Regions from separate parts of the Homo sapiens genome. Here regions 2, 3 and 4 are each linked to region 1. A link is a loop called in an ENCODE intact Hi-C map of the cell type or tissue named here. Cell type or tissue: PC-3. All regions are shown on one strand. Each heading gives the region's core, and the rest is flanking DNA. Links, peaks and the distances in the headings are about the cores only.

Region 1 (5,694 bases), core at 969-4,968:
CACCAATTAGTATGATGTTTGTTGTAGCTTTTTACCAGATAGACCTAAACAGATGAAAGCAGTTATCTTCTATTTTTAGCTTGCTGAATTTTTACTGTAGATGGATGTTAAAGTTTGTCAAACAGCTTTTATGCATTTTTAAATAATCATATTCTATTTTATCGTGTTGATGTGGTAAAATACCAAATTTATCTGCAAATGTGAAACTGAATGTGCATTCCAGGAAAAAATCCAATTTGGTTATATTAGCCTTCTTACATATTTCTGTTTTTGATTTACTAATATTTTGTTCAGATTTCTTTCTTCTATATTCATGAAAAAGTGCTGGTCTATAATTTTCCCTTATTATTTGATAATTTTTTTAAAAAAATTATAGTTTTCTGGTAAACTTCTTAGATACCTTCATAGTATTTTAAATTCTCTGTCTAAAAATACCAACATCCAGTTTATCTATGGTTCTGTTTCTAGTGTTTGTTTTTTCTCTTGGTCTCATCTCATCTTGGCCTGGTAATTTGTGACTGAATGCAACATTTTGTATGAAAACTTACAGAGACTTTGGATGAGTTTTTAGCTTCTGGTAGGCAGTTAGAGTAAGAAGCATAATGCCTAAATCAACCAGGGTTTGGGTTTTCTCAAGGCTGTGTTTCAGTCTTTATCTAAGTTCTGGTGTGTTTTAGTCCTTATGAGGCCTGGTGTAGTCCTTTAGCAGTCTCAACGAAAACCAATGCCATTCCTCCACTTTTAATCTCCCTAGTACCACAAAACTGCTTAGAAGACTGTTTAAGTTCTTCAGCCTCTTAGCTGCCACTTTTTGCTTGATTTCTCTCAGACTGTGTCACTTAGAAATCATCAAATATCTCAAGAAAGAAAGTACCTCAGATTATTGGGGTTTGTTTTCTGCCTGTCCCTTCTCTGTAAGATATTAGCCCTTCAATTACCAGCTCTCTTAGTAGCAATGAAGTCTAAGTTTTGCTTTGCTAGCCCCATGAGACTGCCAAAAGCTTTACTTGCATTCTCTGCCTGTTGGCAGCTGCTTTCTGCTTGGCTTCTTCACCTTTCTCCCCACACTGCTTACAAATCAGAAAAAGTCTCAAGAATAAAAGCAAAATAAATGTTGGGCTCACCTTACTGAGTTTCTCTCCTCTCATAAATCTTGAACTCTCCAGTCCTGGCTGTTTTGGTAGCTTTCCAATGGCTTCACATGGACACTCCCCAACCCCGCCCCCACGATCTGTCTTTTCTTGAAGTTCTCAACTAGCCTGGGTCTGCTATAAGCTGGTTAACAATCTCTGGATATGGGTCTATTTTCTGATTATATCTTTATTTAAAATGATTGATATTTCAAGGTGTTTACAAGGCATGCCAAATACTCTTCCTTACCGAATATAAAAACACTTTTTCATGCTAATATTACCAGTAAATCTCTGATTCACTTGGAATTTATCCTTACATAAAGTGTCAAGAATAAATCTAATTTTATATTTTTTCTATTGTGATTTAGTCTAATAGCACTATTGAAAAGTCTATATACTCCCCACTGAATTAAAGTCTCTTTATTATATATTAAAATTTCATGTGCAACTTAATGACATTTCTATTCTGTTTTCTTACTTATAATCTTTTTGCATGTGTCTTCTGAGACTGCCTTAAATTATTTTGGAACAAGAATACATTTAATTGAAATTCAATCATATAATGGAAGAAAGGGTGAAATTTTTTAAAACCATAGAGAAGGGAAAACTTTTTTGTGACTCAAAATTCAGATTCAAGACTATGCTTTCAGGGATCATTTCTACAGTTTGTTACTAGAGAATTTCTCTGAACATGTAGTTTTCAAAAAAAAATTAGATTCAAAACAGCAAAAGACTAATAAATTTGACAACATAAAAATAAACAGCTCTTGTATAATTAAACACAAACACACACACACACACGCCAAAAGCAAAGTAAAAAGACAAAAAGCTGAAGAAAAAATACTTGCAACTTTCATCAAAGACATAACTTTTAGAAAGAGCTTCTAAAATTAGAAGAGATAAAAGGCCTGACAGAAAAATAGACAAGTGACATAACCAGACAGTTCACAGAGAAAAATCTGGACCTTTAACATACAGATCAGGAAAAGAAGAAGTAGAATAAACGAAAACAGAAATAGGCAGAGAAGCAACAGAGCAAGAGGAGAACCAGAAAGGACAGATGTCAAGAACAGGGAAGTCAGCAATGTCAAAATGGCAGAGGATGCTACAAAGATAAGGCTAGAGAGAAAGGTCACTGGACTTGGTGCCTTGGGAAGTCACTGATAACCTCCTGCTAAGTAATTTCAGAATATTTTAGAGATTAATAGCAACCTCAAGTTGAGCTGGGCCCAGCGGCTCATGCCTGTAATCCCAGCACTTTGGGAGGCTGAGGTGGGCAGATAACTTGAGCCCAGGAGTTTGAGACCAGCCTGGGCAACATGGTAAAACTCTGTCTCTACAAAAAAATACAAAAATTAGCCAGGCATGGTGGCACGCACCTATAATCCCAGCTACCTGGGATGCTGAGGTGAGAGGATCATCTGAGCCCAGGAGGTTGAGGCTGCAGTAAGCTGTGATCATGCCACTGCACTTCAGCCTGACAGAGTGAGACCCTGTCTTCCCCACCCCGCAAAAAAGTCCAACATCAAGTTAATTCAGCCTAACTCTCCCTCTCTCTCTCTCTCTCTTTGGTATAAATAAAACAAGAAATGTTAAGTGGATGGCCTAAAGTCATATGGCTAGCTACTTGATTTTAGACTTGAATATGTGCATTTTCACAATAGCAACTACCTATTAGGTAGAAAGCATGAAAGCCAGAATGGAGGGTATTATTTCTCCTGAAAAATGTTCTGCTATTCATTCACCCATGCCTCACCCCACCTCATGGTGAGTGATGATAAAGTACGTGAGCAGGCCTTATTTTCCTCATTTCACTGTCGGAGAAACTGAGTGAACGTTCAGTAAGCTCAACTGCTTTGCTTAGAGTCATAAAATAAACACGCTGGGAAAACAGGGTACTGACAATCAGTTCAGCACTCTGTTTTGCCAATACTACTTTGAGCGTTACTTTATTCTCAGAGAAGAGAAAATGAGATCAAAACAAAGGCTTAAGGTAAAAAGCTTTTATACCCCAACTTTGTCCTTGCAACCAAATATTAAAGAAGAACCACACAAAGTAGCAAAGACTTTGAAACCTCTACTGAAATGTCAAAACCTTCATCATAGACACTATTACCTTTCCGAATGACTAAGGTGCTTGGTCTGAATCGAGGAAATATTCTGGCCCTTAAGTAAAAGTTATCCTTACCTAGTCATTTACTGCTTTTGGGACTCCACATTTGAAAAAGCTGAGATACAGCCCAGTGGTATGAATTATTCTGCCACCTTCAGGTTAATCTGGACAGTCAAAGTCGAGATGAGGGAACGAGCCAAACAGGGCTTATTCTTGTAGTAACTAAATGACTAATCAAATACAGTAGTATACAAAGTTGATGCTTATTTACTCAAGCAGCAGACAGTTTCCTGTTATAAAATGGATTTTGGAGAAGGCAATCTTGTGTTCATAAGCTCCTAATAAAAATAGGAAACTGTCTATTTCTACCTCCCCACGCGAAAACTGCTGAAGTCTTCCAGAAACTTCATAGAGTTGAAAGAAGAAATACCTGTCTATATACCATAAGGTCTCAGATCCCAAGCTATTCCCTCGGCCATGTCCTTTCCTTTCTTAGTTTATCCTGCACTAAACAAAACTGTCTGGAATTCATTCTTTAAAGGTTTATTTATGGTACATAGAGACTGTTTATGTGAAGCAGGGTATTTGCCTATTTCCCTCTTGGGACAATGTTTAAAACTACAGGGATATTTCCCTCTCTGGCACTTTCTGAAATACAATTAACAATACTGGATCTTTTTTCCTTTTAACAAATCTGGTTTTTATTTAGGGAGGGGAGGAAAAAAGTAAAGGGTCTGAAGTTTCCCAACAAATTATTTCAAGCCTTTGAGAAGACAGTTTTAGGCTTTTTAAATAGTGTCTTTGTTCGAAACTCCCCCTAACCCCCACCCTCTCACTCTGACCATTAAAATGTGGGTTTTCTTCCAAACTAGATTGCTCAATTAAAGCCCTTCTTTTGTAATACCCCAATGCTCTAAATGGAAAAAGGACTGCTGTAGGCCACCTCATGAAACCGTTTAAAGGCTCCTGGCCTCTTTTGATCTTTAAAAAAAGCCAAAAACACGTATAAACTACCTGGCATTTTCAGTATCACTCGGCCACTTTCTAACACGCAAACTTGAGAGAATGGAGAGAATGGGGAGTCAGGCAGGAATGCTGTGCTTTGGTCTCTGCATTTGTGAAATGGGACTATTATCTCCCCATTCTTCCACCGCAGAGTAAGGAATCCAATTGAGATAGCAGATGTGAAACTGCTTTCAGTCCTTTTGAACAGACACTATATCTGGCAACAATGTACCCTCAGTGTAAACCTGAAGAGACTTCCCTCTGAGATTTCTGACAGTCTCACTTCTGGCCTGGAGTCAGAAGAATCAAGATAATTATTCCTTCAATACCAAAGACGTGGTTTACCTTTTAGTCAGGCTCTCGTGACTCCTGTTCAGGGACAGGACTCCATTTTCTAAGCACACACTTTTAGCCATTATATATTCATCTAAAAGAGCATAGTACCCTTCTAAGAGCTACTAATAAAGGCATATTACTCTGTTAGAAAACTCTTTGAATAAATGACATTATTTTATGAGTCCCAGACTCCACTAGGAGACTCAAGACACAGTAAAATGTGACTCCCACAAGCTGAGAATTTAACTCTTTAGTCCCAATTCCCCGCACCCTGCTGGAAACATTAACTTACTACACTCGGCGTGCCCCCTACACACCTCATCACATGGCTGCTCCATGTAATTGTTTCACAATGATTTGAAAAATGCCCTGAAAATGTTCCTTCAATTCAGTGCCAGATGAAACATTCAACTGAAATGATTTCGTTGATTGTATGCCGAGCGCACACACAACCATCATGTAACTGGGGGGGGCTGGAGCTACTTCAACTGCAGAAAATCAGACTGCTTTTCTCAGTCTGGGGAGTTTTCTGCTGGGAGCAATTTGAAGGGAATAGTGAGGTGTCTGTGTTTCTTAGTAAGATGATTTTAAAAACAAGAAGTCCTCAACCCTCAGGAAATGCTTCACATTGGTTTGCTGGGCAAGTGCCAAGTGCTCTGGGTGAATATATACTTTATCAAACAAACCCATTCCAAAGGTCACACAAGTCAAGTGGATACTTGTGGATATTAACAAGATAGTGGTTTTCCCATGGTTTTCCCCTCACTCCCATGCTAACTATAAGTATCTTTAATCTCCTGGGAAACATGAAATTAAAGCGAATGAAGCAGACAGGGCAGTGAGTGAAGGGCACGCTGCACTCTTCCAGAGATGGCTGCAAGAGCCATTCCTGCTCCAGGTCCCCACCAGCACTCCCTGTGGCTTGGCCCCAGTTTGCCACCCCAATGCTGTCACCCTTGCCCTACCCTTACCCAAATGTGATCTGATGTTGACCAGACTACTGTCTCATTACCTGTGTGTCAATTTTAGAAGCTGTGAGTTGGCAGACACGGCCACATGAGGCCCACACATGTGTTTTGTTAGGCCCACAAGGTTTAAAAAAACCAA
Region 2 (5,694 bases), core at 935-4,934, 51 kb after region 1:
AATTCAATTCCTCAGCCATACTTGCCTTACTTCTCACTAATGTGCTCTCCAGGGCTCAGCAGCCACATGTGGCTAGTGGCTACTACTAGATAGTGCAAAATAGAACATCTCCATCATCACAGAAAGTTCTACAGGACCATGCAGTCATAGATGGTGTTCCAATGTTCAAAACTAAACATTGCTTTGAGAGGCTGGGAAATTATATACTGAAAGGATGCGCTGCTACAATTTTCACCCTGATTCATATTTCAATCAAATTATCTTAACCCTTTAGAGAATCTTTTGAGCGTTCTCAAGTGGCTATGAGGCATATGGGTACAGTATCCTCCCCTCCCCTTTCCACCCTTCCCATCTCCATAAGCAAAGTGAGTCTGGAGATTGCTTTAATTACTACAACCACCAAGTGCATTTTATTTGTATCCCCCAATCCTGATCCTACTTCTGACCCAGACTTCCCCTTTGCATCTAGGCAGGTCACTTAACCTCTCTCCTTCAGTTTCAAGGAGAACAATGCTTCTTACCCTCTTAGGGCTTGCAAATTTTAATGAATGCGTGGGAATACTTGGAGGATGAAAGGCATGCTAAGTGTTCCTATTATTCCCCCGAAAAACAAGGATTCAAGCCAAACTGATACTTTCCTGACACAGGTGAGTCTGAAATTAAACAGAGCCACAGACCTCAAAAGGGCAGTGTTTAGGTGGCTCCTCAGATCCCCAGGAGAATAGATCTGTGTTGATATCACTGTAGCATTCAGAGAACAGATACCTGACCCAATGCCAAATAAGAAAATCAGTACTTGTAGTCAGGCCAAAATGCATGGCCAGGTCATTCCTCCAAGCCTGAGGTCATCGGCCAATGGTTCTGATTGTCCCGCTGCCCCAAATGTAACCCACCAATGTTATAGATCAGCCCTGGGCGGTTTCCTTGCTGGATGACTTTCAAAGCTCGGACACCACTACCACCATCCAGGGAGAAGCCCTGACACCAGCCCGGCATGCCTTCTGGATGAATCCCCCTTCCGATTCTCATCGTGCAGCTGTGGGGCAGAAAAGCAAAGATGTAGATATTCATCCACAAGAAAGTCTTATCTGCCTGTTCTAATTGGGAAACACTAATACAGTTATCACCCAAGTTCCATCTCTACCACTGACTCTCTTCCTCACTCTCATGTGATTCCCTAGCACAGTGACAAAATTCATCAGTGGTTAAAGCTGTATCTTAGAGGCAGCCACAGTACAACAGTGTGTGAAATTTACTGACATCTACAACTAAATGCTTTAGGAGAAAACATTAGGATTCTATGAATATAACACATGAGGAAAGTGGTGCAATTTCTAATATTCCCCTAAAAATAAAGAATTCAAGTCAAACTAATCCTTTCCTGACTCTGCTGTTTCAAGGGTTCATTTTAAAAAGCACAAGAAGCATATGTACAGAAGATACAGGTATGATGCATTACTTCTAAGGGCTGATACTTTTTTTTTTTTTTTTGAGGTGGAATCTTGCTCTGTCGCCCAGGCTGGAGTGCAATGGTACAGTCTAGGATCACTGCAACCTCCGCCTCCCAGGTTCAAGTGATTCTCCTGCCTCAGCCTCCCAAGTAGCTGGGACTACAGGCGAGCGCCACCACACCCGGCTAATTTTTGCATTTTTAGTAGAGAAGGGGTTTCACCACGTTGGCCAGGCTGGTCTCAAACCCCTGACCTTGGGATACGCCTCGGTCTCCCAAAGTGCTGGGATTACAGGCATGAGCCACCGTACCCAGCCGGCCTGATACTATTACAATAGCAAAGCACTGTTTAGTGGGCCAGTGTCCTGTCATGGATTTCGACAACATAATTCCTGAATGTGTGTTCCAGCTCTACCACTAACAAGCGATGTAAACTTGGGCAGGTAGCAATCTCTCTGAGCCTGTTTCCTCATCTTAAAATATAACAATATTTCCTGCCCTGCCTAAACCATTGGGATGGTGGGAAGAATCCAATGAGATGGTCTATGTGAAATGCTTTGGGAACTGTGGAATTCACAGATAAAACACACTGTGTGACACATGTCAAGTCCTAAATCTAAAACTGTCCAAATCATTTCAGGAGAAGAATGAGACTGGGCTGGCTGCACATGCCAAGAGGCTGGCTGCATCCCCTACAATATCCAGAACTCTCATCAATCCTCTTTCCATGCCTCAAACGGTAATCTACACTCCAACCTTCCCTTGTAAACACATCAGTACCCACTGAAGTGTGGTACCCCAGAAGACTTTCTGTTAAGCTGTCAGCACGATTCTACCGATAACACGGTATGGCATTTTAGCATTATTGGATACACCCATTTATCTTTGATTAGAGCTCTATTAAAAGACTCTTGTAAAAAGCAAAATGTCAAAACCAAGAACAAAAGTGAATTAATGCTCCTACCATACATTAAAAGCACATGTCATCTAATCCTCACAGTTGTTTTTTGTCCCTGCTTTTAAACATGCAATGAGTGCTCTGAGACCATAAAATGGCACATTTTACTTCAAAGGTAAAAGGGATGAATTTCCAAATGTGATACAAATCCTGGATTGGATTAATGAGGCTGACGGCTTCACCAAAGAACCAGCCTATGTCCATTCTGATGACAGCTCCTGTGCCTGTGCTCCAAGTTTACAGGGGAAGAAAAACTGCAGAGCAGAGAAGGAGAACTCGTGGCTTTCTCTTCGTTGGCAGAGTTATGAATAGGAAAACTACTTCAATGCATGTAAAATAAAACTAGCTTTCATTATAAACCAACCAAATGGTTTATTTTCAGTATCAAATAACATAGAAATTAGATCCCCAAAAATCCCATTAGGTCATGGTTCTATTCCCCTGCCAAGTCAGGATTGTTATCTACAGTATATTTCTACTTACACGGATATATTATAGCCTTTACTAATTTCTTCCCTTCCCTGGGAGCTTATTTCCCCTTCCCATAAATAACTGTACTCACAGGTTTGGCTGCTCTTTGTCAGCATAGCAGAATAAGAGAGGACTCAGGCTACGGGCCAGCTCATGCTCCTCAAACTGGCCTGCAGCATCTGTCTTGGCATTGTCCTGTCTGAAGATCAGTGGCAACCCTTTAGGAAGGAGAGAAAAGTTTACATCAATACCACCCAGTCTATCTGAAAGAGATGCAAATGGTGAATGAATAAAACCATCAAGCGGGAAAAGAGTGAAAACTGAATCTATTTAGTGGGCTCAGTTTCTTGCCTAAAAAGACAGTTTTGAGCATGATTAAGCATTTATGATGGAAGCAGGAATGTTTCAGCAGCTCAGACTGTTGAAGTAATCTATTTGCATTGGCTCCATTTAGTTAGCTAAGCAAATAAATCTGAATTCCCATGACTAACGCCAAAGACCTACTTGAGCAGCCCCTGTATGTACCTGTTTTGTTAATCAGCCAATATGGAGCAGAAATGAAGATCTTTAAGGATCCTTCTGCTCGACACACAATCCGGATGGTGAGGTTCAGCTGCCGACGGTTGACGTCATAGAGTCGCATTCTCACCATATAGTTTTGGGTTCCAGGTGGAATGAGCAATTCTTTACAGAGGGGGAAATTCTCCAGTGATACCCCTAAAGAAGATACAAACTATTAACTTTCAGAGTTCTCACTATTTGTCAAAATAGCTCACAGCAAAAGTAAATTGGATTCCTTTTGGAAAAACCAATAACTAAGTATCTAACTGCAAAAATCTTCATTAGAATGGCTCTTTCTCTCTAGCTAGGGTAGGGATCAATATAAGCAAACCAGAAGGCCTGGAATCACACTAGAGAGCCTAAATTGCATAATCATATGGGTTAGATATCCTAACCCATATGATTAGATATAAATTAGATATTTTGATATTCTAACCCTGGGTGACAGAGTGAGACTCCATCTCAAAAAAAAATTAAATTTTTAATCGACACATAATAATAACTGTACATATTTTGGGGGTACAGTGAGATGTCTCAATACATATACACATTGTGAAATGATCAAATTAGGGTATTTAGCATTTTCATCATCTCAAACATTCATCGTTTCTAATTAGAATACTAAAAATCCTCTCTTCTAGCTCTTATGAAATACACCATACAATATTGTTAACCATGATCACCATTCCTCTTTGTTTCAAGTGTTGCAAATATGACAATGATTCTCTACTTTGACTTCATTCACCCTGTTAAAGCAAACTAAATATGGCCTGAGGACTCCGTACTTCTATATGAATCTTTGTGGATGAACTGCCAGCTAACTTAATAGGTAGACAAGATTGAAGACCTGATTTAGGATTATGCACCTGTAACAACAGCTGAGTCTTGGCCAATCCCAGGGGCCACACTTCAACCCACTCATACACTGCTGAGTATTCCAACTGTGTTCAAATAAGGCAAACACCAACCTGTAACCAATCCAGCTGATTCTGTACTTCACCTCTGATTTCTGTACGTCACTTCCTTTTTGGCCTATACATTTGTTCTGACCACGAGGCATCCCTGGAGTCTCTCTGAATCTGCTGTGATTCTGGGGGCTGCCCAATTTGCAAATTGTTCATTGCTCAGTTAAACTCATTTAAATTTAATTTGGCTGAACTTTTCCTTTTAACAACCCTTACAACTGAAAATTACTTGATGCATTCCAAACCCCCATTTCTTCCCCAGTAAAATGGGGCAAATAACTATTTCTATAAGGATTACATGAGATTACAAGTGTGAAAAAGCCCAGGTATGCCTGGAATAGAGTGAGTGCTTAGCAAACGTTTATACTTTCAATAAAAAGAGAAGAGGCATAAGATTTTGCTTGGGAAAAGCATAGTTTAAAAAGATGAAATGACTTCCTACAATCATACATCATGTAGCAATGTAAGAAAAAAGGCTCTGTTGAGTGCCTCCTCTGTAAACCTTTCGGCTTGATAAGTTTTTTCTCATCCTTTTCTATAAGTTCTTTTTTTTTAAGAGACAGGGTCTTACTTTGTTGCTCAGGCTGGTGGGCAGTAGCGTGAACATAGCTCACTGAAGCCTCGAACTTCTAGACTCAAGTAATCTTCCCGCCTCAGCCTCCTGAGAAGCTGGGACTACAGGCATGTACTGCCGCCACCTCTAGCTAAAGGTTATTTTTTTTTAACTGCACTGATTCCTTTGAGCTGGCTTATTGAGATATTATATGTGCCCCAATTTCTCCAAGATGCTTACCAAATAAATAATCACAAAATACTCATTGATATTTTCATAGGATTATGACAAATGATCATCTGACTACATTCTTACCCAGCTCAATGTTCTGGGATGTATCAGCTGTATGGAGAGCTGCCTCCTTGCCAGGTTTCAGCGTCCCATTAATTGGCATTCCTTTAACATAAAAATCAAGTTCACAGGGTAGCAAGTTGCAGATTACCACAGTTGGCAGGAGATATATGGTATGCCCAGGCTGTCTGAAAATCTGTTTTGCACTGTCAGAAAATATGTTTGAGGGCATATAATCTGGATAATTCTCTTTCTTTATAGCCACACAAAACCTATGAAGATAAAATGGTGTAAAAATCATCAGACTTAATGAAGAACTTAAATTTTTTCTCCTTAGCTAAGTATGAGAAAGAATAACATTAAGATGGTTCAATGAGTAAAATTATTTGCAGTTTTCAATCCAAATACATTTATTAAGATATAAATGCACAATAATATGTATAGA
Region 3 (4,847 bases), core at 1-4,000, 140 kb before region 1:
TTCTTCCCCTTCCTCTTCCCTGGCTCTCCCCTCCCCTCTGTCTCACCTGCACTTTTGGACAGTCTCTTAAATGTCTGCAGTGTCCCACTCCATGGACTCTGAGTCCCCCACCACAGAGCCAGGGAGTCCTTTCCAGAGCACAGATCTGACCATGCCATCTTCTGTGTAGAACCTTCAATGGCTCCCCATTGCCCACAGGATAAATCTTATGTGACTCTTCAGCAAGGCCTAAAAGGCTCTTTCTGACCTGGTCCAGCCAATGAGGGTCCATAAGTTTTGCTGGGTGATTTTCCAGAGTGGAAGAAACATTATCTTTCTGGACAAGTATTAAAGAAAAAATTTCATTCTCATTAACACATGGGAAGATGGAGTCTCTCCTTTTTTTTTTTTTTTTTTTTTTTTTTTTTTTGAGACAGAGTCTCGCTCTGTCACCCAGGCTAGAGTGCAATGGCTTGATCTCAGCTCACTGCAACCTCTGCCTCCCGGGCTCAAGCAATTCTCCTCACTCAGCCTCCCGAATAGTTGGGATTACAGGCACCCGCCACCACGCCCAGCTAATTTTTTGTATTTTTAGTAGAGACGGGGTTTCACCATATTGGTCAGGCTGATCTCAAACTCCTGAGCTCAGGTGATCCACCTGCCTCGGCCTCTCAAAGTGCTGGGATTGCAGGTGTGAGCCAGGAAATCCAGCCAGGAATCTCTCCTTTATGTATAAAAGTGCTAGCACACAAAGGGGAATGAGGACCAATGCTCATGGCAGCATCATTTGTGTTGAAAAAGAAACAAGAAAATGATGCAAATTTGCATCAGTTAGGAGTATGGATGACTTATGGTAGGTACTCATACAATGGAACACTACACAGCAATGAAAATGAACACCTCCCGGCCACATGCAGTAACACGGGTGACACAAACAAAACATTGAGCAAAGGAAGCCAGATACAAAAGACTGTCTTCTGTATGATGAGGTTCAAAGACAAGTGCAACTCATCTGTGAGATCGAGGTAACCCGAGTGGCCACCTTTAGGGCTGCTATGGTTGGGGGGAAAACCTCTGGGGGCAGGAAATGTTGGGTGTCATGATCTGAGGGGTGGCCACACACACGTGACACTGACTGAGCTGTACACTTCAGAACTCTGCTCTGTGTGTGGGGCCTACCCCATTACAAAAGCAAGCAGGTGGCCAGGAGCCGTGGCTCACGCCTGTAATCCCAACACTTTGGGAGGCCAAGGTGGGAGGATTGCTTAAGACCCCTCCTGACTGCTGGCCCCTCCTGACTGGCAGTCGGTGGGCGTCCTGGTGGGCACCTGGCAGTGTGGTGTCGGCAGCTGACCAGTTCTGTCCGGCAGTCCATCACAGGCGGCCCTGGGTCAGGGACGGGGAACCCCCAGGGTCAACCCCATCTGTCTCTGGCTCTGCCCTTCCTTGCAGGAGTGGAATTAGCCCTGCTCCACCCCTCCCCAGCCACAGGGAGAAAAATGGCAGCTGAGGGGCTGCGGCTGGTTCTAGAAAAAGGAGTTTAAGACCAGCCTGGGCAACATAGTGGGACGTCTCTACAAAAAAAAAAAAAAAATTAAAAATTAGCAGGGCGTAGGGATGAGCATCTGTAGTCCCTGCTACTCAGGAGGCTGAGGTGGGAAGATCGTTTGAGCCCGGGAGGTCAAGGCTGCAGTGAGCTATGATCGCACCACTGCACTCCAGCCTGGATGACAAGGCAAGACCCTGTCTCAAAAAAACAAAAAAAAAGTAAGCAAGTGATATTAACCGCGATTCATCCCAGATTAGGAATCTCGTGCAGCTATGAACAAGAATGACTCAGATATGTTGGAGCCGGGGCTGCCCCGCGCGGCACGGTTAGTAAACAGCTGCGGAGGAATGTGTGGTGGGGATCCTATTATTGTCAAAACAAGCGATTCCCTGCTGACACACACGCCCAGGTGTCCACACGCTTGTGTGCATTTGTGAGTGCGGAGACCGTGGAGAAAAGGTCACCTGAGATATGGGGGGCGGGGCTGCGGCTGGGATGATTCACTCTTTGTCTATCTTTGTGTTTCCACTGGCTGCTGCCAACACAAATGGCTTTTATAGTTGCCAAAAAGGGATTTCAATGAAAGAATGAAAAGTGAGAATGGGAAAGAGAGTCCAGGGGCTGAGAGCGCAGCTGGCTTTGGGGTCAGAGTGACCTGGGTTGTTCGGTCACCACCAGCTTGGAGAAGTAAGGAAGTGACTCCCCGCCACCCCCAGCCGCGTCTCCCAGGCTGGAAGACCGAGCTGCTTCATGGATGATGGAAGTCACATGTGCCAGGCCTTTTGCACAACCTGGGATCCCGCGTGGTCAGTGGCACTGTCACTATGGCGACTGTCCTCTGCCCTCCACCCCCAACCCGAATCCCTCTGAACTCCCTCTCTCCACAGCCTTGCCGCATCTGTCAAAGGGAAAGGGAGACCGAGGTGAGGAAGGGTCTTCAGAGATCAGACCCTGAGCCATCAGAGGCAGACCGAAGGCCCGGAGGCCACCCCAGGGCCAGGGAAGGAGGCCAGCCTCCCTTCCGAGGCCGGCTGGTCCATGTGTCTGGCTCCCGCCCAAAGCCAGGATGACAGATGGCCCCCACAGGAAAGGTCACTGTCTCCCGAGCAGTTGTGTGTTTGGCGAAGGCGGGCGGGCGGGGCGCCTTCCGAGGCTGGCTGGCGGATGTCTGGCGTTCGGGGGCCTGCACCTCGCCGGCAACCGGACTTTATTTTGGTTACTGAAGATGGGAAGACTGCGGTCATAAATAACTGTCCACAGCCATGTAGCCATCCTCTCCCGGCGCCCGGGCCCCAGGCCTCTTCAAGGCCAGCACGTCCCTGCCTCAGGGCTTGGGCGGGAGGTCTGGTGGCGGGGCTCGGAAGCCCAGTGGGGAGGCGGGGGAGAAGGGAGAGGGGTCTCAGGGCCTGGGTTCAGAGCAAGGTTAGCCAAATAGTGGATAAATTAAGCGAGGGAACAGACAGCTCCCCTCACTGTGAACTTTTCACCCAGCTAACCTGCTCCTCACCCACTCTCAGGTGGCGGCGGCTCCCGCCCCAGGGCTGTCACCTCTCGGGGGGGTTGTCACCTGCCTCTTCCCCCACTGCCAGCCCAGGTGAGGCTGAGGATGGAGGGCTCGGGACAGACTCCCCAGCCAAGGGCCCAGCAAGGAGCTCTCGTGACTTCACCTGGAAGCTCAGGGCTTGGCCCAGCCTGAGGTCCACACTTGGGCAGGGTGGCCAAGCTTCCTCCCTCCCTCCCTCCCTCCCTCCCTCCCTCTCCAATGCCCTCACCTTGGCCGGTCACACAACCCTGGCGAACCCCAGCATCTGCCCTTGACAGGGACAGGGGACCCTTGTCGGGGGCCAGGGTCATTCCATCTGAAGTTGGCCCTGGTGCTCTGGGGCTTCTCCCAGGCGTGACCCTCTCGCCCAACCCTTCTTCTCTTTGCTTGTTTCCAACCTGAGCCACCCCTTACGGGACAGCTCCACCTTCAGGGAAGAAGGGAAGAGCCCCTCCCTCTGGAAAAGTGGGTTCAGGGACTCCCGGGCAATGGCCATGCCCCAGGCTCCTGCCCCAAAGGTTTGCCCCTCACTCACTGGAGCCCACCTGGACCAGACATCATGGACAGAAACCTCTAGGTAGCCACAGAGTGGTGGCTTATGGGCTTAGGGGGAGACAGTGGAAGTGTCTGGTCCCCCCAGGAAATAGGGTCAGCAGGAGAGCAGGACGAGACCTGGCGGTCTGGTCACAGGCCCCGGCCTCCTGCCGCCTTCCTCTGCCAATCTCCTCCGCTGCTGCCTGCCCAGCCCAGATCCTCAGATGGTTCCCCAAGAAGATGCAGGGCCCAAATCCACGTGGAGCTCGGCCGGGGTGAAGGGTGACCCAGGCGGGCACAAGAGGATGCCCTGGGGCCCTGCGAGTGGCCTGATGTCCCTTCACTCCACGGCACTGGGTGGCTGTGGCATGCTGAGCACTGGGCTGGTGCCTGCGTCCACAGAGGGGAGAGTGACAGAGAGGGGGCAGGAGGTGGGCAGACAGATGTGGGCACAGACCACCCACAGGGCAAATGCCAGGTGGATGGAATCCTTGGAGGGCAGCTTTGGTGGGGGCTGTCAGCACAGGCCTCTCAGAGGAGGTGGCCTTTGAGCTGAGGTCCGAATGACAGGAGGGACACCTGTGTAAGGAGAGTGGTGTGAGCTGAGGTCGAGAGCTGGGCAGAGCAGAAGCACAGGGCCGCGGGGCAGTGTTACGGGCCAGGAAATAGCAGGGGCCACGCCAAGGTCATGAGCTGAGATTCGCCCTTGGGCTTCTTGGTAGATTGTCCTCCTGTTGTTGAATTGAGGCGACCCCATCTCCCTAACGAGGGCACCCTCTGATCCTGTCCACCACATGGAGGACCCAGGACAGACGAGCCCTCTGGGAGGCTCGTCATTGGGAGCCAGTCCTTCTGGCTCTGTCATTCCCATCCTGGCTTCAGGCCCTGCAGTCTCAGTTTGGGTTTCTGTAAAATGGGAACTCAGTATCAACCTTCTCCAGAACTGAGGAGGAGAAAAAAAAAATGCAGCTGCTTGGGAAGCGAGCATCCCCTGGAGAGAGGGTGGAGGAGGAGGAATTGTACTCGCAGCTTGGCAAGCACGTGGGAGCATTTGGCCCCCGTTCTCGCAGTCACAGACGTTCCAATGTGGCCAACACCCCGTGGAGGAAATGAAAACCCGAATGCTTTGTCCCTGCCATCTGTAACTTTCTTCTCTCCCTGGGGAGGCGTTTGGTGCTGACAGGCCTGAGGTCTCTGTAGGAAGGGAGGATTGGACCATCCCTGGTGAGATATAGACCCCCG
Region 4 (5,694 bases), core at 902-4,901, 94 kb before region 1:
TCTCACACCCAGGCCAGAGTGGCCGACATGACTAGTGTGCTTTCCATCCTGGAACACTTCTATAGGCTTTCAAACAGACTCTTTTCCAAGATGCCCCAGATGGTTCAAGTCCTCCATCAGGCCAGAACCACTTCTGGAGGAGGGGTGACTCTGAGCTGGGACGCCCTCCGGAAAAGTAGAGAGCACAGCGAAGGAAACACAGGCCGAGCTGGCAGGAAAGCCCGGCCCGCTGGCTGACTCTGGCCGAGTCCGTTGCTTTCTTGGTAGCTCAGACTCTTTCATCTCTCTGATGGAGAGGGTAATCCCTGCCAGTTTTCTTCACAAAGTGAGCACGGAGGTCAAGGAATTCATGGCCATACAGAAAGGTAAGTGGAGGAAGGCAGTGCTGTCACTCCACACGGATCTCTGTCCTGTAAGTCCAGGACCCTGTGCATGCCCCGAAGCTGCTACTGATAATAACATATTTCTGGAAATTGTGCATGAAATGTTCTAAAGTCCTTTCAAATCAAAAGCAGATCAGAGCCAAGGGTCTGGCTGAAGAAGGAGAAGGGAGAGAGTGAGGCCACAGCTGGAACTGGGCAGTGACCCCAGGGACCAGGTGGCCACAGCTCTGTCCCCATCATCCTCCTGAGGCTTTCCTGCATCCCACAATGGCCAGGGCTTTGGGTTGCATCATCATCGTTATTATTATTAATTTTAATTTTTTCTTTTTCTTTTTTTTACAAAATCTGCCAAACACATCAAAGAATAATTAAACAGCTCCAGACCAGACCCCTTATCTAATGGAGCCTCATATCAAACTTGTCACTCTGTGAGAGAAGCAGCAAAACTCAGGGTGGTAAGAGAAGCCTGGCAAACGCGGCACGCTCCCCGCCCTCCCCTCTGCCAAGCTGCACCTTCTTCCGTTCCCTTTCCCTAAAGCCACAGGTAATTCCCCTTCCCTGGCCTAGTTCTCCCAGGCTTTCCTTTGCCTCACTTGAGGTTCCTTGAGTGCTCACACTGCTTTGTAGTCTCAACCCCAGGCTCTCCTGTCTTCACTGCCCTTAGAATCAAGCTTCCCGCAAGGCCTGCTTTTGGTCCACGAATGAGTGACTGTTGGAAAAACCTCAAGGGAAGAAGGCCACCGTGGTCTCAGGTGGCCCTGAGCAAACTCCTTCTGTTCTCTGATCTGCTATTAACTGAGAGGAAAGGGGAGCAAAAAAATGCAGCCAGAAACACACAGCATCAGATAAGCTTTATCCTTCCAATCTGAGACCTAGAGAAGTCACCTCAGTATTCAGTTGACACATTTTAGGTTGCTGTAGATACTATAATTGATTCTATTTAAAAAATAGGATTTTTATACTATTCTTAAACCTCGGTTAAAAGTTTCAACTCTTAGGGCAGAGCATGGTGGCTCCCACCTATAATCCCAGCACTTTGGGAAGCTGAGGTGGGAGGATCGCTGGAGCCCAGGAGTTTGAGACCATCCTGGGCCACATAGTGAGACCCCATCTCTATTAAAAAAAAAAAGAAGAAGAAGAAAGAAAAAAGTTTTAACTCCCCTTTAAGGAGAGAAAGAGGATACTCTGGGCTTGGGGCTCAGTGTCAGAAAGTTTCTTCTGAGAGAAGGGAAGGCTGCAGCACCAGCTTACACCCTTTTCCAAGATGACAGGTGCTAAGAGTGGGTGAATCTGCCAGGAGCCAGTGCCGCCTTAGTAGAATGCACCATCACTAATGTCATCCATAAACCATGAACCACGGGGCATTCTCAACAACAGCAGCCATGGTAGCATCAACAGCAGCCTCAGGCCTCCTCTGGGGCAGGTCACAACGTCCTCCCAAGCCACACTGCAGCCTCGCCAGGGGAGCCAGCCACCCTGATGCCAGTCGTCTCCGCCTCTCACTTTGCCCAGAGCTTCCCCATCCTGATGTGTAGAACCCCATGGGTCTACTCTGCAGGGCCACTGTGATGGTGTGAGCTAATCTACGTGCCCCACACAGAAGAGATCCGCAGTTAATGGTAGCTCTTCTGTTGAGAACAGGTGCCCAGTTACCCCAAACCTGTGGGGGATGACCCCTCCTTTCCCCACACATCCTCTCATCAGCAGATTGGAGAGAGATGTCTCTCTAGAAGGCCACATGGAAAACAGACTCATGACCAGCTTCTCTCAGGGAGAAATCTGCCAAGTAACTGTTTCAGCCACTCTACTTAATTTTCCTCCTGCTCTTTTTTTTTTTTTTCGATATTAACTCATTTATATACCTGATTCTACTCCCTCTGGAGTCATTTCAAAATCAGAAGCCTGACTCAGAGCTCCTGGAACAGGCTCCTCTACCCCTAGGCGTTACCCACCCCAGGTCCACCTATGGCCCTGACTCCATGTCTGGGCCCAGTGTCGCTCTGAGTGCCAGGCCCTCTTCAGGGGACCTCAGCTCGTCCACTGGGGAGATGCTCCTTCTCCAACCCTTGCTCTTCAGCACCCCCAGCCTCATCAACCAGACAGGCAAGGAGCCCGAAGCCACTCTCAACCCTCCTCCTCACTCAGATTCCAATTTAGCAGTTGAGGGTTCCACTGATGCTGCCTCCTAAATGCCTCTCCAATCTGTCCTCTTCTAGTCATCGTTACGGCCACTGTGTTCAGGCCTCTCCACCTTCTACCTGGACTATCCCACGGGCCTCCTAACTGGCTTCCTGCCTTCAGTCTCTCTACCTGCTGCTGTCAAGGTTTTATTTTTCATGACGAATTTTGAGTGGGATCCTCTTCCTCACAATCTCACTCCCACCTACAGGAGAGGCAAGCTCCTCGGCATGACCACTAAGGTCAGCCTTCAGCAACAGGCCTGGGAACCCACCCTTCCAGCCTCTGCTCCTTCTTTCCACACGTGCTGCTGCTACAAAAAGCTGACCCCAAATTCCCCAGACCTGCCGTGAGCTCTTCTGTCCCGTGTATCTGCCCAGCACTGTGCTCTGCCCAGGCGCCTTCTCTCCTTGGCACATTCCTCCGCCTCCTGCAAGGTCAGGCGACTCATCCAGCGCCTTCTCTGTGAAGCCTTCCCTGGCTTTCCAGTATAAATTAATCACTTCCCATCTGTGGTTCCATAATACGTTGCTCATACTTCTATTTTAACAGCAATATATGTTATAGGTTGTTGGTAATACAGTGTCTGCTTCCCCTGCTAAACTGTGAACGCACTGAGGACAGAGGAAATTTCTTACTCACCCTGGCACATAGTAGGATTCAATAAATGTATGCGTTAGTCTGTCTCAGAAAATGACACTGGCATTAGGGTAAGGCAAGAAATTTGCCAGTGCACAGGCAACTTTGGATGCTGGACACATGTTACCAGTAGGAAAGTTGAAAACTTCTCTTAGAACTCCTGATTTAGCTTTTAAAGATTTAGCAAACCTTTAACTTTATCAGAGTAGCTGAGCCATCTGCCAAATCCAAGTTTTAATTCAGAGGTGTATCAACAAATGGCCAATTCTGTAAGTGTCAACAGTTACTAGTACATTATTTCCTGGTTTAGGAAATGGAAGCTAATAAATTCTATTCCATTCCTCAGAAGGAATGAAACATATATAGTCCTTGAGACTACATATGTTACTATAAGGTTTGTATTTATAATGATATGCTATTAGAATCAATATTATATGGTGCGCTCAAAAATTTTCCTGATTGCTCTCTCTCTGTGAAATTTCTCAAGGAGACAAGATACAAAAATCGTAAACAGCATGTTTACAAAGTAGATAAGAAAAGAGACTTTTACTCTTGATTTTATTTTCTTCTATACTCTTGGATTTGCTAACCATGCATATGAGTATCTTTTTGAGACAGGGTCTCACTCTGTCACCCAGGCTGGAGTGCAGTGGCGTGATCTCAGCTCACTGCAGCCTTGACCTCCCAGGCTCAAACCATCCTCCCACCTCAGCTTCCCAAGTAGCTGGGGATAGAGGTGTGTGCCACCATGCCCGGCTAACTTTTGTATGGATGGGGTTTTGCCATGTTGCTCAGGCTGGTCTTGAACTCCCGGCCTCAAGCGATCCTCCCACTTTGGCCTCATAGCTCTTTGGGAGGCTGAGGTGGGAGGATGACTTGAGGCCAGGAGTTCGGACCAGCCTGGGCAACATGGCGAGACCTCATCTCTACAAAAAATTGAAAAGAGGAACAACTTATCTGGCTGGTGGATGCATAGGGTACTTTTATTTTTTATACTTTTCTGTATTTAAAAAATCCCATAAATGTTACTTTCTAAAACTATATTTTAAAAGTACAATTTAAATTGTCTTAATTCCAGAAAGCAGTACATTAGAGCAGCTTCGTAGGTCATGTGGGTTGCTCATGAGCATTTTTTAAAAGGCAGGAGCCACCCTACTGCTCACCAGCCTGGTGTGCACCGTTATAGGTGATGCAGTATTAGAAATAAAATAGGTACCTTAAAAAAAAGAAAATGAGTTTCTGGCTACAAATGAGACATGAGTTAGAAAGAAAAATTAATTTCACCATATAGGACAAATTTTACTTTAACATCATCTTAATCCAGATCCTGTTTCAAAACCAAAACTGAGAAAGATGGGAAGCAATGACAATTGTGCAACTTATCAGAGGAATATATGATTAATTTGAAAGTGAAGACTTTTCAGCTGGCCAGACCAGAAATCATACGTTGGTAACTATCTTTTTAATATTAATTAATTAAATAGAATGACAAAATTAAATGCAACTCGATCTGGGAGAATAAAGTTGAAGTCACCAAGGCACTGGGGACTTCGTGGGGTTTTCACTCCATCGGGAAATAATTACACAATATTTTCCAGAAGTGAAACAGTGAGCCTAACTGGAAAAAAATGTGGAAACATTTAGTCAGAACAGTAGAGCAAGGTATTAAAGATCCTTTAAAGGGGTTAACTCTGAAGGGAAATACGCAAATAATTAGGTCTTTAAACATGTTTTTAATTACAAATCTAGGATAAAAGTCAGAGGTATAATTTGGCGCTCGTGGGCTTTTCCTGAAAACTCCTTTCTTGCAGAGTGATGAGTGTAATGTTCACTCCACCGCGAAGACCCAGGCTGACAACTGAGGACACTTCAGAGGAACATGCGACACACTCCCTGATGGCTTCTTCCTTGTACACTTGGGAAGGCCGTGGTCACGTGCCTCCTTCAGCATTCATTGGCAAGATTTAACCCACAACTTGGGTGGAGACACATGGTTTTCATCTTTAAAGTCAAAATTCATTCATGCCAATATCTCTTCCTAGTTCATATGAATTTCATGAGTTTCATGAAAGCTATTTTACTGATTTCATTTCGATTCCAGTTTTTAGCTCTCTCTGGCTCTGTTTTTCAATGTGTGTATCTCACTGGGAGCAGTCCTATGTTGGCTGTACCACGCAATTTCTTCTATTGCAAACAAATTTCACAGTGACCAGAGATAGTTCGACTTGAATAGAGGTGAGTTGGGGAGGAAAGTGAAAAGAAAACATGCAATAATTTATAATCTCATTTAGCCTGTGACTAAAAAACCCCCAAATGAATGGAAAATGGACGCATGTGAACACAAATGCTGAACTGCAGCTATCTGGCTATATGTACTGGGTACCTATTAGATGCCAGGCACTGTTCTATGTGCTGAGGATTCTTTCCTGAATGGAACAGGCAAAAATCCCAGCCTCACAGGGCTGCCATTGTAGTAGACTCTGCACCACATCCT

The links. Peaks named below come from ENCODE experiments on the same cell type or tissue, not always from the same donor. Only the 100,000 strongest peaks of a DNase experiment are listed, where the experiment ranks them.
Region 2: it touches region 1 in a loop (4-fold over the local background); 6 of 110 quality-filtered maps call a loop at or near these places.
Region 3: it touches region 1 in a loop (9-fold over the local background); 5 of 110 quality-filtered maps call a loop at or near these places.
Region 4: it touches region 1 in a loop (6-fold over the local background); 7 of 110 quality-filtered maps call a loop at or near these places.

The regions. Positions count from the first base shown.
Region 1 is chr1:12,405,325-12,411,018 of GRCh38, reverse strand. The region is part of intron 63 of VPS13D (vacuolar protein sorting 13 homolog D); the gene reads right to left. It also overlaps the pseudogene LOC124904680. Among named protein-coding and RNA genes, the nearest start is that of SNORA59A, 99 kb to the left of the region's middle. RefSeq lists a silencer at 5,169-5,463. In PC-3, for the core only: CTCF peaks have their summits at 3,192 and 3,393 (motif pointing left); a DNase peak (open chromatin) is centred at 3,428; H3K27ac peaks cover 1,736 bases.
Region 2 is chr1:12,353,801-12,359,494 of GRCh38, reverse strand. VPS13D (vacuolar protein sorting 13 homolog D) reads right to left here. Exons shown (of 70, transcript NM_015378.4): 47 at 5,274-5,521; 48 at 3,405-3,596; 49 at 2,971-3,097; 50 at 894-1,036. LOC124903845 (a long non-coding RNA gene) reads left to right here. Exons shown (of 2, transcript XR_007065468.1): 2 at 2,091-2,771. Among named protein-coding and RNA genes, the nearest start is that of VPS13D, 130 kb to the right of the region's middle. RefSeq lists an enhancer at 657-1,158. In PC-3, for the core only: no CTCF peak of the experiment used is centred there; DNase peaks (open chromatin) are centred at 3,024 and 3,334; H3K4me3 peaks cover 1,342 bases; H3K27ac peaks cover 2,447 bases.
Region 3 is chr1:12,547,097-12,551,943 of GRCh38, reverse strand. No RefSeq gene overlaps it. Among named protein-coding and RNA genes, the nearest start is that of LINC02766, 24 kb to the right of the region's middle. RefSeq lists enhancers at 1,851-2,145, 3,415-3,922. In PC-3, for the core only: no CTCF peak of the experiment used is centred there; a DNase peak (open chromatin) is centred at 1,903; H3K4me3 peaks cover 730 bases; H3K27ac peaks cover 1,603 bases.
Region 4 is chr1:12,499,171-12,504,864 of GRCh38, reverse strand. All of the region lies in intron 68 of VPS13D (vacuolar protein sorting 13 homolog D), which reads right to left. Among named protein-coding and RNA genes, the nearest start is that of SNORA59A, 5.2 kb to the left of the region's middle. In PC-3, for the core only: no CTCF peak of the experiment used is centred there; a DNase peak (open chromatin) is centred at 3,064; H3K27ac peaks cover 968 bases.